Linked DNA regions of Homo sapiens: regions 1, 2 and 3 are each linked to region 4. A link is a contact called in ENCODE Hi-C or POLR2A ChIA-PET data. All regions are on one chromosome and are shown on one strand. Each heading gives the region's core, a stretch centred on a gene start or an enhancer-like site at or near the end of the contact. The rest is flanking DNA. Distances are from core to core; before and after follow the strand shown.

Region 1 (2,700 bases), core at 174-2,673, 360 kb after region 4:
ATTATCAAGGGGCCAGGCGTGATGGCTCACACTTGTAATCCCAGCACTTTGGGAGGCCGAGGCTGGTGGATCACCTGAGGTCAGAAGTTCGAGACCAGCCTGGCCAACATGGTGAAACCCCGTCTCTACTAAAAATACAAAGATTAGCCGGGCATGGTGGCACGTGCCTGTAACCCCAACTACTTGGGAGGCTGAGGCAGGAGGATCGCTTGAACCTGGGAGGCAGAGGTTGCAGTGAGCCGAGATTGTGCCACTGCACTCCAGCCTGGGTGACAGAGTGAGACTCCGTCTCAAAAAAAAAAAAAAAAAGAAAAGAAAGAAAGAGAGAGACATTATCAAGGGAACAGGATTGACCTGATATTATCCAAGGAAAGCTACCTAACCTGGGTTCAGAGCAGAACTGAATGAACAGACAAAGTTAGAAATGAGTAGGCATCTGAGGTTAGGATGGCTTCTATTCCAGACAGATGTGGTCAGAAATAGGTTCACAGAAAGTAACTCTTGGTTCCTTTCTGCTCTACGGCACGGCTATTAACACAGATTGGACTTTTTTCCTTCCTCCAAAAGTGACCCATGGGTAAGACTCTTAGTTCTTAAGTTGCCAAGTCCTTGGGCTGTTCTAGCCCGATGCCAGGACCTAGTCATTATCACTACCAGTGTTTAAGGGAGGGTGATGTTCTTGGTCTATTGGGGAACACTGGCTCAATCCATCTTAGAGTGTGTTGGTTCTTGGTGTCTGATTGTCTAGGCTGTTTCACAGAATAGTTTTCTGCTCCTGCGACCAGTCATCCTTGGGGTAGGGTTGGAGGTATTGGACTCTGGACCTTAAGAAATCACTCTGGACAAATTTTTAAAAAGTCAAGTTGATAGTGGCGTAAATAGTAACAAATTTCTAAATGATGTGTCATTCAGTTTTCTCAGCACAAACAGTTACAGTTCCCCTAGGAATTTGGAACTGTTGGCCATGCTCTTTCTAAAGGGGGAAGTGGTTAAAATAGCAGCAGTTTGTCCAAGCTGGCAAGCTAATGCAGTGGTGGCTACCTCTTTGTACTCATAAATAGACTTATAAAAATGAATATGCCACAAAACGCAATGGCTATGGTGTAATCACATGAAAGTTTATAGAGAAAACTCTCCAACTATTTCAGCCTCTTAATTTTGACTTGATTTATAGTGTTCTTCTAAATGATTGGTCAACTATTCCATCAACGTTATTGGTGGGATTTGTCAGAAATATTTTTTAATGACTCTTAGGGGAATATGTAGGAGTGGTTTAATTATCTTCAAAATGTACAATGTCATATGCTGCCTTTCAGTTTGATTATTCTTAAGTTCAGTGGGAAATACGCTTCTGAAAGTTGAATTTGGAATAAACAGGACAAAAATGAGCGAATGTGGGCTGGAAAACTCTCAAAGCAAAGTACAGGTCCTGGCCCCAGGGCAGAACAGGCTGTCCTAAACCAAGTTCAGAAGGAGGTGTGGAAATTGAAGGGCAGAGTTGGAAAGCAATCTGGGGGAAGCAGGTAGCACGATGTGGAATCTGAAATGCTGGGCCACATGGATTTCAAGGACAGCTGGTTAACAGGGAAAAGCAGTACTGGCCTAAGACAAATCAGAGACATTATCAAGGGGTCAGGCATGGTGGCTCACACCTGTAATTTCAGCACTTTAGGAGGCCGAGGCAGGCAGATCACCTGAGGTCATTGCATTAGTGCTAGAATGCAAAAGAAGAGTTTGGCTTGTTGGTAGAGAGACTGAGAAAAGCTAATGTGAGTAAAAGGGATTCAGGCATATTGGCAGCTCAGGGAAGGTAGGATAACTGTGACAAAAACAAAACAGCAGACAGGGAGTGTCTCACCAGACTATTTTAACAAAGCAAACCAGGTGGAGACAGAGCTACTAATAACCTGCTAAATTATAACCCAGTGTGTTCTGGAATTGGGTGGGACTGTGCCTGGTAATGGCAGTGATGTTAGAAGTAACTGGAGCAAGAATGGGTCTGTTTGTATCCCCCTGCTTTGGCTGGAGGACAAAATTCCCTTTACTTGTAGGGTCTCACTAGGCTTGTGTTGGTCAAGAGCCTCTCAACCATTCCCAAAGAGCGTATGAGCAAGAGTAGAGCTAAGAGGTAAATCCAGTGATTCAGAGATAAGGTTTGGGTATCCTACCAAATGGAAGGGCCAGAAGTATCAGAAGTTCTGGGGTGGAATCAGGGTAAGACTTTCTTCCTTCCCTCATTCATTCAGTGTATATTATGTGGAGGTTCTATGCTAAGTTTTTGTGACTACCAAGATGCGAAGACATAGCCCCTGTCCTCCAATAATTTAGTCTTTTAGGTAAGCTAGATAAGAGGATGACAATCCAGTGTGGTGAGAACCATGATAAAGATAAATACAGGGCTCTGCAAGAGCATGCAAGCTGCTGGTGGGGAGCATAGATCATGAAAGATGATTTCCTGGAGGAGGTGATGATTGAGCTGTGTCAAAAAGGATGAGTAGGAGATAGGTAGGTAATGATGGAGCTTATTCTAAACCAGGGTTTGTGCAAATCCTGAGAGCTGGAAGAGCGTGATGCAGTCAGGAACCCTCAGTATTTCAGGGCTGCTGAGGCTGGAGAGTCATAAGGAGCATTTTGTACGTCATAATTTCTCTGCTATGGTGAGAAATTCAACCACTCACTTTTAGGTCATTCAGACCAGCT
Region 2 (2,700 bases), core at 158-2,657, 510 kb after region 4:
TTTTGAGATAGGGTCTCACTCTGTCACCCATACTGGAATGCGGTGGTGTGATCACAGCTCACTGTGGCTTGGTCCTCCCATGCTCAAGAGACTCTCTTTGCCTCAGCCTCCTGAGTAACTGGGACCAAAGACATGCACTACCACACCCAGCTGATTTTTTTATTTTTAGTAGAGATGAGATCTTCTCTTACTGTGTTGCCCAGTTTGTCTCGAACTTCTTGGCTCAAGTGATCCTCCCACCTTGGCCTCCCAAAGTGCAAGTGAAAGCCACTGCAACTGGCCAGAAGCAGCCTTTGATGTTGGGTCTACTGCTGCCCTCAGCATTGAAAGAAGTTTCAACCATCCTTTTCACATTTTTTTTTTTTTTCTGAGACAGTCTCACTCTGTTGCCTAGGCTAGAGTGCAGTGGTGTGATCTTGGCTCACTGTAACCTCCACTTCCCTGGTTCAAGTGATTCTCCTGCCTCCTCCTGCCAGAGTGGATGAATGGTTCTTCTTCTTCTTGACCATCTAATCATTGTCCACTCAGACTTTAAAACTCTGCATCAACATCACCTTCCAGGTTCTTCCTTCTCTCCACTATGCGATGCCTGGCATTGAAAATTTCTGTATATGACTTTATCATGGTGTGTTATAGTTATTTAATATAGCTGGGGTTACAGGTGTGTGCCATCACGCCCAGCTAATTTTTATATTTTTAGTAGAGATCAGGTTTTACCATGTTGGCCAGGCTGATCTTGAACTGCTGACCTCAGGTGATCCGCCTGCTTCCACCGCCCAAAGTCCTGGGATTACAGATGTGAGCCACCACGCCTGGCCCCTTTTCACATTTTTTTATACATGGATAAATAAGATAGAGATTAGAATTCTTACATGCTAGGTGTATTTTCCCTCTGATAGTTTTACAAAATAGTCTAGGTGTAGAATGTGTGGAACAGACTTCTTTTGTGTTTTCTAATCCTAGGGTTCCTGGGTTTCTGAGAATTTGTTTGTCTTGAAGATTCCTTTAAGCCATATACTCCTTGCATGCTTGTCTGTGCCCCTGCCTTCCAGGTACTATGGGTGTATGGGGGTTCCTTCTATCTTGAGTTTTCAATTTTATTTTTTGAAAGAGAATACAAAATAGGTTGGGTCCTATGCCACCTTGTCAGTGATATGGTTGTGCATACTGTTGATATCAGTTAAAAGGGTGATCACAGGAGCATATATATATATATGTTTTTTTTTTTTTTGCATAAGGCCATAAGTTAAACAAAGAATTCAAACAAAGACAGTAGGTATATGAGTGAGAATGCTTTAATTGAACTGGTATTTGTACAAGGTGACACCCTGTTGCATACCACACACCTCCTCCCTGAGTGACTCAGCCGCTGAGCAAGAAACCTCTGAACTGTTCACTAATACAGTCAGGTAGAGGTTGAGACTCCACTGAATAAACTCTAGGTTCCCATTTCTTTCAGCCAGATCCTCCCAGGGAATCACTACAGGCTGGTTAGCCAAAAAGTCCTGATTTTCTGCTCAATAGAGGTAAGTTGAATTATACTTGCAAACAGAAATACATCTGCTGTATGTGCACAGCTTTCTCTGTGTTCCTTACAAATGATTAAAATTAGAACTTACTGTATTATCTTTGTCTTTTCTTCCTGTAAATTTTGACAGCCTCCAGCTGGCTGTTAGCTCTGCTCTTCCTTGCTGTACTTTTAGGTCACATTGCATTGAACTTCTTGGCAATTTTACACGTTATGGGCATCACAGAAACGAGCACCTATTTGATTTTCTGGGTGGGAGCTGTCAGCTGGTGAATCCTGCCACACAAAGGATAATAAATTCTTTAAGTGAAGGGACCAGCACCTGCTGGTTTATTTTCTCAAGCGACTATACAAACATTTTTTAAAGGATCTTTCTGTTTTCATAAATGATGCTTTTAGTGAAATAGTGAACTCAAATATTGCTTTATAGTTAATAAGTCATATTTATTTTTTTCTCTACTGCTAAAAATATTGCAAGTTGCTGAGCTATGAGAGAGAGAGAGGTTTATATTTATGAGGTTTTTGTCTCCACCCTATCTTCCCCAAATAAGAAAATCACCATTTCTCACTTGAAAGTACCAAGGAGTAAAGGCAGGGTGTGGGAGCAGAATAAGGGTACATGGTTCCTCACAGGGATCTGTGGGCATCTGGCCAACTTCTCTATGGTATATTCTGCATTCTAACCTAAGGAGTGATTAATGTATATGGGGGCAATTTTCAAACTTTATTCATAGCCTAGTCCTGAAAAACCAGTTTTGGGAGACTTTTGATAAGGCTAGAAGAGTTCTTTTAACAGAGCTTTCTTTTATAATTAATAGCTAAGCTGACTTGTGTTTTTTCTCATCATTTCTATTTATGATACAGAGCTGTGGGATTCAAATGCAGGGGCCACTCACAGCTTGCAAATTGCAGCTCTGTGTCCTCCAGAGAGGTGCCCCCACAGCATACCTGGCTCTATCTGTAGTACTTGAGTTCTCATGGCTTCCTATTGCTGACAAGGTCACCTGCAGTCTGAGAGGGGGTTAGACACACCAGTGCTCATTTCCCAAAGGTTTACAGAAGAATTTTACAACTTGGCTTTCAAGTGTTTATAGTAACCAGAAAACTAAAGTGTAGCAAGTGTGGATAATTTTATTTTTCATAAAATGTGATTACATTTAAAACTGTCTTTC
Region 3 (2,738 bases), core at 49-2,548, 320 kb after region 4:
TGAAATCTTGCCAAAGTGTTGTATATATATTTTTAACTTTAGTTTTCCTTTGTATTTTTTATTACTTATATAAACTGTATTTTTAAATTTCCCACCAGGGTAGTAAAGGAGTTATTGCGTATTTGTTATAAAGAGGAGGTGTACTGATAGGGTTGAAAAAAAAAACACTGATTACTAGTCTGGCATTCCTGTTTGGTTTCTATATTATCTTCTCCTTGATTTTAATTTTCTGCTTTGATTTATATTTTACTATCTCAAAATGTGTGCTTTGGGTCCAAATCAACTCAAATCTCTGAGCAATAGCACAGAGAATGTAAGTAAATGAATGAATAAGTAAATAGCTAGCTTTGCATTTTTTCCTAATTATGACAATGTGTAATTCTTGTAGAATATGTAATATTTATCTTTAAACCTGATTTTTCTCCCACTGAAATAGTTCTTTGTTATTTTCTTGTTTGAACCAGATTAATAAAATCTAGATATGTGTTACATTAACACTGTTTTGTTTTATTGGTGTACCTTAATGTAAATGACTTCCTGATTTATCTGCTACATAATCATATTTTTTAGTGAAACAAATTATATATGACTATTTTAGATTTCTGACATTGCAATGTGCTTTGCCTCATATTAAGATGTTCTCAAGAAAAATACCATTAGACCACCTTTTAGTGAAGCCAACGTATATACAAATATATTTATCACATAGTTTTCCTTAAAATATTAAGTTGAATAAATACTGTACTTAGAATATATTTACCACCTGAAACTAAATTTAGAGATGTATCTACTAATAATCTGTTTCTATGACTTCCTACTGCTTTTGTAAATATAATGTGTTACTCTGTATTCAAGGATTTGTTTTCTAATATTTATACTTTCATATCAAAATACATACATGGATCTTTGGTCATTAAATCATTAGCATTTTTCACAATATAACCTTTTAAAACAAGTAGGCAAATACAAAAGCCAAATAAATGCACTTAATGTTGGCTCTGAAAAATGTTACCCTCCTGTACTGGTAGACAGAGGCTACCCTCCTGCTTGGTAGACAGATGTTGACCTTTGTTTCTGGTAGGAAGATATCACATCTCTGGTCTAGTAGACCATGCCATTCTCTTGGTCTGACTGGCAAATGCTGCCCTCCTGGCTGGGTAAACATTTGCTGCTCTCTTTGTGTAGTATATAGGTTTTACTTTCCTGCTGGTAGAACAGTAGAGAGGCAAGGTCTCTAGCTAAAATAGTCTCATAAATCATCATTCAGCATCTACTCAGGACTGTTAGTCAACACTTGTGTAAGGTATGAATGGCCCCTGAGAAGTATATCATGGAAAGGATGTAGAGGCATAATTACTTAACTACTGTTGCTACAATAGTCTCGGGTAAACAGTATCTATTTTCCTTCTTAACCTATTTCAAGAAGGGCAAGAGAAATCCAGCTTCACATCAAGCTTTGTCTACATGCTTTATAAAAACTGAACACTGGTGTGGAAGCCCCCTGAATATTCCACCACAGAGAGAAATTCCCCGCCTAAGCCAGCCACTATGTCTACTTCAGTTTTGGTTTGAGGAACTTGGTTGGCCTCAATTCTAATTTGGAAAGAAAAAAGTTAATCTTACTCCTTGTAAGTGGAGATAGTGACTAATTTAACCCATAATATTTAAAACACAGGAAGCATACAGTTTTGAAGGCTATTATAAATTTTTTGACATACTCATCTCCTTTGAAAATCCCCTTTTTCTTCCCACACAAATAATAAAATCTTTCTTTAATAGGTTAAAAAGTTAACGTTATTTAATATTTGTACCAAGGAAAATATAATGAGAAAACCAGATAATGGTAAATTCTCTTTTTTTTTTTTTTTTTTTTTTTTAAACAGGGTCTCACTCTGCCGCCCAGGCTGGAGTGCAGTGGCACGATCTCAGCTCATTGCAACTTCCGCCTCCCAGGTTCAAGTGATTCTCCTGCCTCAACTTCCTGAGTAGCTGGGACTACAGACATGTGCCACCAGATGGTAAATTCTAGAAGTGAATCCACCCAATATTGTTTATAATATTGGTGCATTATGTACTTGAATTAATTGCAAATCTAACATTCTTTAATTTATCTTTATTTCAAAACAATATAAGGCCTCTAAAAATGAACATTGACCTATCATAAGGGTGTTTACAGAATGCAAGAGAAAAGTAATTCTTTTGACAAATGGAAGCATTGCCTCAAAGCGTGTGTGTGTGTGTGTGTGTGTGTGTGTGTGTGTGTGTATGTATACAATATCTTGTCCATTAATCCATTTTCTAGCCACCATTACAGAACTGAGGAGCACCCCTAAATTTCTTTCTTTATCCTGACATAAAATAATACAAAGGAAATCATCAATTTCCTGTTCTGTTCAAGAAAGGTACATCCTCCATTCAAGATTTAAAAATAGTAAACATATTAGTCGGTAGTATTATTACAATTCCAAAATTCAGAATATCAGGGTTATTTTGTATCTTTTTACTTATTAAAGTTATTGCTTTTTAATAATTGCACATATATAACTATTGAATAAACTATTATAAACTATGTAGATCCCACTGCAATGGTTTGATACTTTATGTAATTGGTTATAGAACAATACCTCTGTAGACTACCGCAGAAACAGTGTGTCCTATATGACATGGATATGTTACCATATGGGCTTATTGTGTAGCCTTATTAATAAATAAATAAAGTCAAATACTTCTGGGGCCAT
Region 4 (2,700 bases), core at 29-2,528:
ACTAATATCAAACTAATATGCATTCTTTGGCTGAACTACAAGAATAAAACACTATAAAGAGGTTAACTCACAACTAAATGCTTAGAGAGCGCACAGTGGCGAAAATCTGTCTACAGGTCATATAGATAGATAGATAACTGATAGTTGATGGTATTTTTATAAATATTTCAGAGATAACAGAAACTAAGTTACTTTTTTTTCAAGTTAGAAAAGGAGGATTCTAATTAAAAAATCTGGGTCACTCAACTGGATATCATTAGCAACGACAAAATAAAAATGATCTCTCTCACCTCTCAGCTTGGAGATACAGACCATTTACTGGGCTGCTTCCTGACCCCTGTCTGCAACCCCACCTAAAGGACTGCCCACGCCAAAGGCAGACGCGAATCCGCTCAACACAAGTTGACCAAGTTTTTCGCCTGGCTAAGCGGCAGGGGCGTCCCCTCCTCCCTGCGCCACCTCCCCACCGACTGGCTTCCCCTGACATTTCTCATGCGCCCCACCCTGGGCAGTTTGCTTTGACATTTCAGTGCCTCATTGCTCAAGCTACCAGCACGGGCGTAGCCGACGCCGGGAGAGCCCACAGAGTGCGAGCTCCATGGTGCCTGTCACCAGCCCCCGCCAAGGGTCATAAAGCCTGGCAGGAGCCGCGGCGAACCCGGGAGCGGCGGCGTCGCGGGCAGGCTGCAGGCGGCCGCCGCACACGCACCACGCCTTGTTGACATGTTTGGAAGCAGGCACGGCGGGGAAACGCCCCCAAGCAAGCTCCAAGGTCTGGGTGCCGCGCCCCGCGCCCCGCCCGGCACTCCTGAGGAGCGGCCCGCGCGCGCCCCGGCCCCCGCGCCCCCCCCCACCCCACCCCACCCCGGCCCGCCCACAGACGGTCCGCGGTCCCTCCCCGGCTCCGCCGTCGCAGCGGGGCTCGGCCCTGCCCCTCCGCCGTTACCTGCTGCCGGGGGCGGCTTCCCCCACACACCACCCCGTGCTCCGGGGACGGCGGCGGCTGCAGGTCCCGCGGCTCTCACATGAGGCGCCCCTGGCCCCCCGCTTCGCGCTCCCGCAGCCGCGGCCCCCCGCGCTCCGCCCGCATCCGAGGCGCTGGTCCCGCGGAGGGCGCCAACGCGGCTCCACCTTTGCGGCTCTGGCTGCCCAGAAAGAAGCTTTCCTTCTCAGTCCCGCGCTGTCTGTGTTCAGGGATCCCCGGCGCCGCGAGAGACTACCTCAGCGAGCGGCTGCCACCGCGTAAGCTTCCTGCACCTGGGCCACAAACAGCGAGTCTAAAATGGCGCCCAGGGCTCGCGGCCGCGCGCTTCCCTGGCGCGTCCCCGCCCAAGGGGGCGGGAAGGGGGCGGGGGGGGGGCGGAGCCCGGCGGGAGTAGGGCCGCGCCCAAGCGGGAGCGCGCGCTGCGGCCGCCCCAGTCTCCTTGCTGTGGGACGAGCCTCTGCCTTCCTGCCAGAGATGTGACTCCCGCTTGAAGGGGATTTTTTTTGTTGTTTTGAGATGGAATGTGGGAGGGCTGAAGCTAGCTATATGTGGAAGAGACTATCTGTGGCTGAAACTGGAAGGTTTAGGGAGGTGGAGCAGAAAAAAGAAAGGAAGGAGTCTCGCCGGAGCCTGCTGGGGACCGCGGCCCGCGGGTGGCCGCCCCGGATGCCTGAAACCGAGGAGTTAAATACAGTCTCCGAAGACCCGCGCATCGATGTGCATAAGTGGTGCTTAAAAGATGCCAAGGAAATGTACCAGAATAGTGAGAGTATTAACGCTGGGATTGCACATGGTTTTTGTTTTTCAAATATTTGTATTTCCCAATATTTCTAAAGTGGCTTTTATCATTAGAGTTATTACATTTTAAAAACGACATTTGCTTTATGAAATAGAGTCCTGAAATTTGTAAATAGCTTTTGAAACGCAATGGGGAAAGTAAAGGATTACAAAGCTGCTGAAAAGAAAACCTCTGGTGAATCCTTTTGTAAATCAAGGCATCTTTGTAACTGCTACCTAGTTGACTTGTTTTAAAGTTTGGATTTTTTGATACTGCGTTTTCTTACAGTTAGAAACATTCTTAGGTGCAATATCATTAAGTTGAATCATGCGCCATTCCTCTCTACACCTCCAAAAAAAAAGAGAGAAAGTAGTTTTCCATTCAAAGATGTCTTAGAACACTCAGACCCATGTATAAGACACTGAAAAGCAGTGGTGCCCAGGGAGCTCTCCGTTCTTCCCGTTTTCTCAAGAAATTGAGCTAGGAAGCCATGTATAAAGTTACGTCGAAGTTCAGTGTGAGGCCAGGAGTGGTACAGGCTTATGTCTGTAATCCCAACATTTTGGGAAGCCAAGGCAGAAGGGTTGCTTGTGGTCAAGAATTGGAGACCAGCCTGCGCAATATGTCCAGACTCTTGTCTCTACAAAAAAATAGAAGAGTAATAATTTTAAAAAATCAGACGAGCTTGGTGTAATCCCGGCTACTACTCAGGAGGCTGAATCGAGAGGATGGCTGGAGCCCAGGAGTAGGAGGTTACAGTGACCTATGATGTCACCACTGCACTTCAGTCTGGGTGAGAGAGTGAGACTGTTTCTATAATAAAATGAATTCAATGTGGGGAAATGCCAGTGTTGTTTGTTCGGTGTTTTTTAAGGGCCTGTCAGCTGTCAGATCACTGAATCAAACTGTACAAAGCCTCTAGTAGCATAAGAGTGTG

What was found. A loop is a pair of places that touch in the nucleus more often than their neighbours do. ChIA-PET counts read pairs that join two places held with the same protein, here RNA polymerase II (POLR2A). Pooled maps may share reads with other maps.
Region 1: a loop to region 4 is called in a map of ascending aorta, with 4 times the contacts of the local background. The contact joins the enhancer-like site here to the promoter of FBXL3 in region 4. A Hi-C loop is called at or near these places in 1 of 168 maps with a recorded cell type or tissue (ascending aorta) and 6 of 50 pooled maps. POLR2A ChIA-PET finds 5 or more read pairs at or near these places in 2 of 52 experiments (BJ and GM10248).
Region 2: POLR2A ChIA-PET joins it to region 4 with 12 read pairs in PC-9. The contact joins the promoter of SCEL here to the promoter of FBXL3 in region 4. A Hi-C loop is called at or near these places in 1 of 50 pooled maps. POLR2A ChIA-PET finds 5 or more read pairs at or near these places in 3 of 52 experiments (OCI-LY7, PC-9 and WTC11).
Region 3: a loop to region 4 is called in a pooled map, with 4 times the contacts of the local background. The contact joins the enhancer-like site here to the promoter of FBXL3 in region 4. A Hi-C loop is called at or near these places in 1 of 168 maps with a recorded cell type or tissue (endothelial cell of umbilical vein), 1 of 37 single-sample maps with no recorded cell type and 6 of 50 pooled maps. POLR2A ChIA-PET finds 5 or more read pairs at or near these places in 10 of 52 experiments (CD8-positive, alpha-beta memory T cell, HEK293T, MCF 10A and 7 more).

The regions. Positions count from the first base shown.
Region 1 is chr13:77,386,533-77,389,232 of GRCh38, forward strand. No RefSeq gene overlaps it. Among named protein-coding and RNA genes, the nearest start is that of MYCBP2, 61 kb to the left of the region's middle. Within about 2 kb of position 1,424, at least 5 of the 41 ENCODE cell types and tissues checked have a DNase peak (open chromatin) inside an H3K27ac peak, as active enhancers do; they include ascending aorta, where a contact is called at or near this core.
Region 2 is chr13:77,534,299-77,536,998 of GRCh38, forward strand. SCEL (sciellin) reads left to right here and starts at 1,408. Exons shown (of 33, transcript NM_144777.3): 1 at 1,408-1,526.
Region 3 is chr13:77,344,098-77,346,835 of GRCh38, forward strand. No RefSeq gene overlaps it. Among named protein-coding and RNA genes, the nearest start is that of MYCBP2, 18 kb to the left of the region's middle. Within about 2 kb of position 1,299, at least 2 of the 41 ENCODE cell types and tissues checked have a DNase peak (open chromatin) inside an H3K27ac peak, as active enhancers do.
Region 4 is chr13:77,025,881-77,028,580 of GRCh38, forward strand. FBXL3 (F-box and leucine rich repeat protein 3) reads right to left here and starts at 1,279. Exons shown (of 5, transcript NM_012158.4): 1 at 947-1,279. RefSeq lists silencers at 820-879, 900-1,179, 1,350-1,399.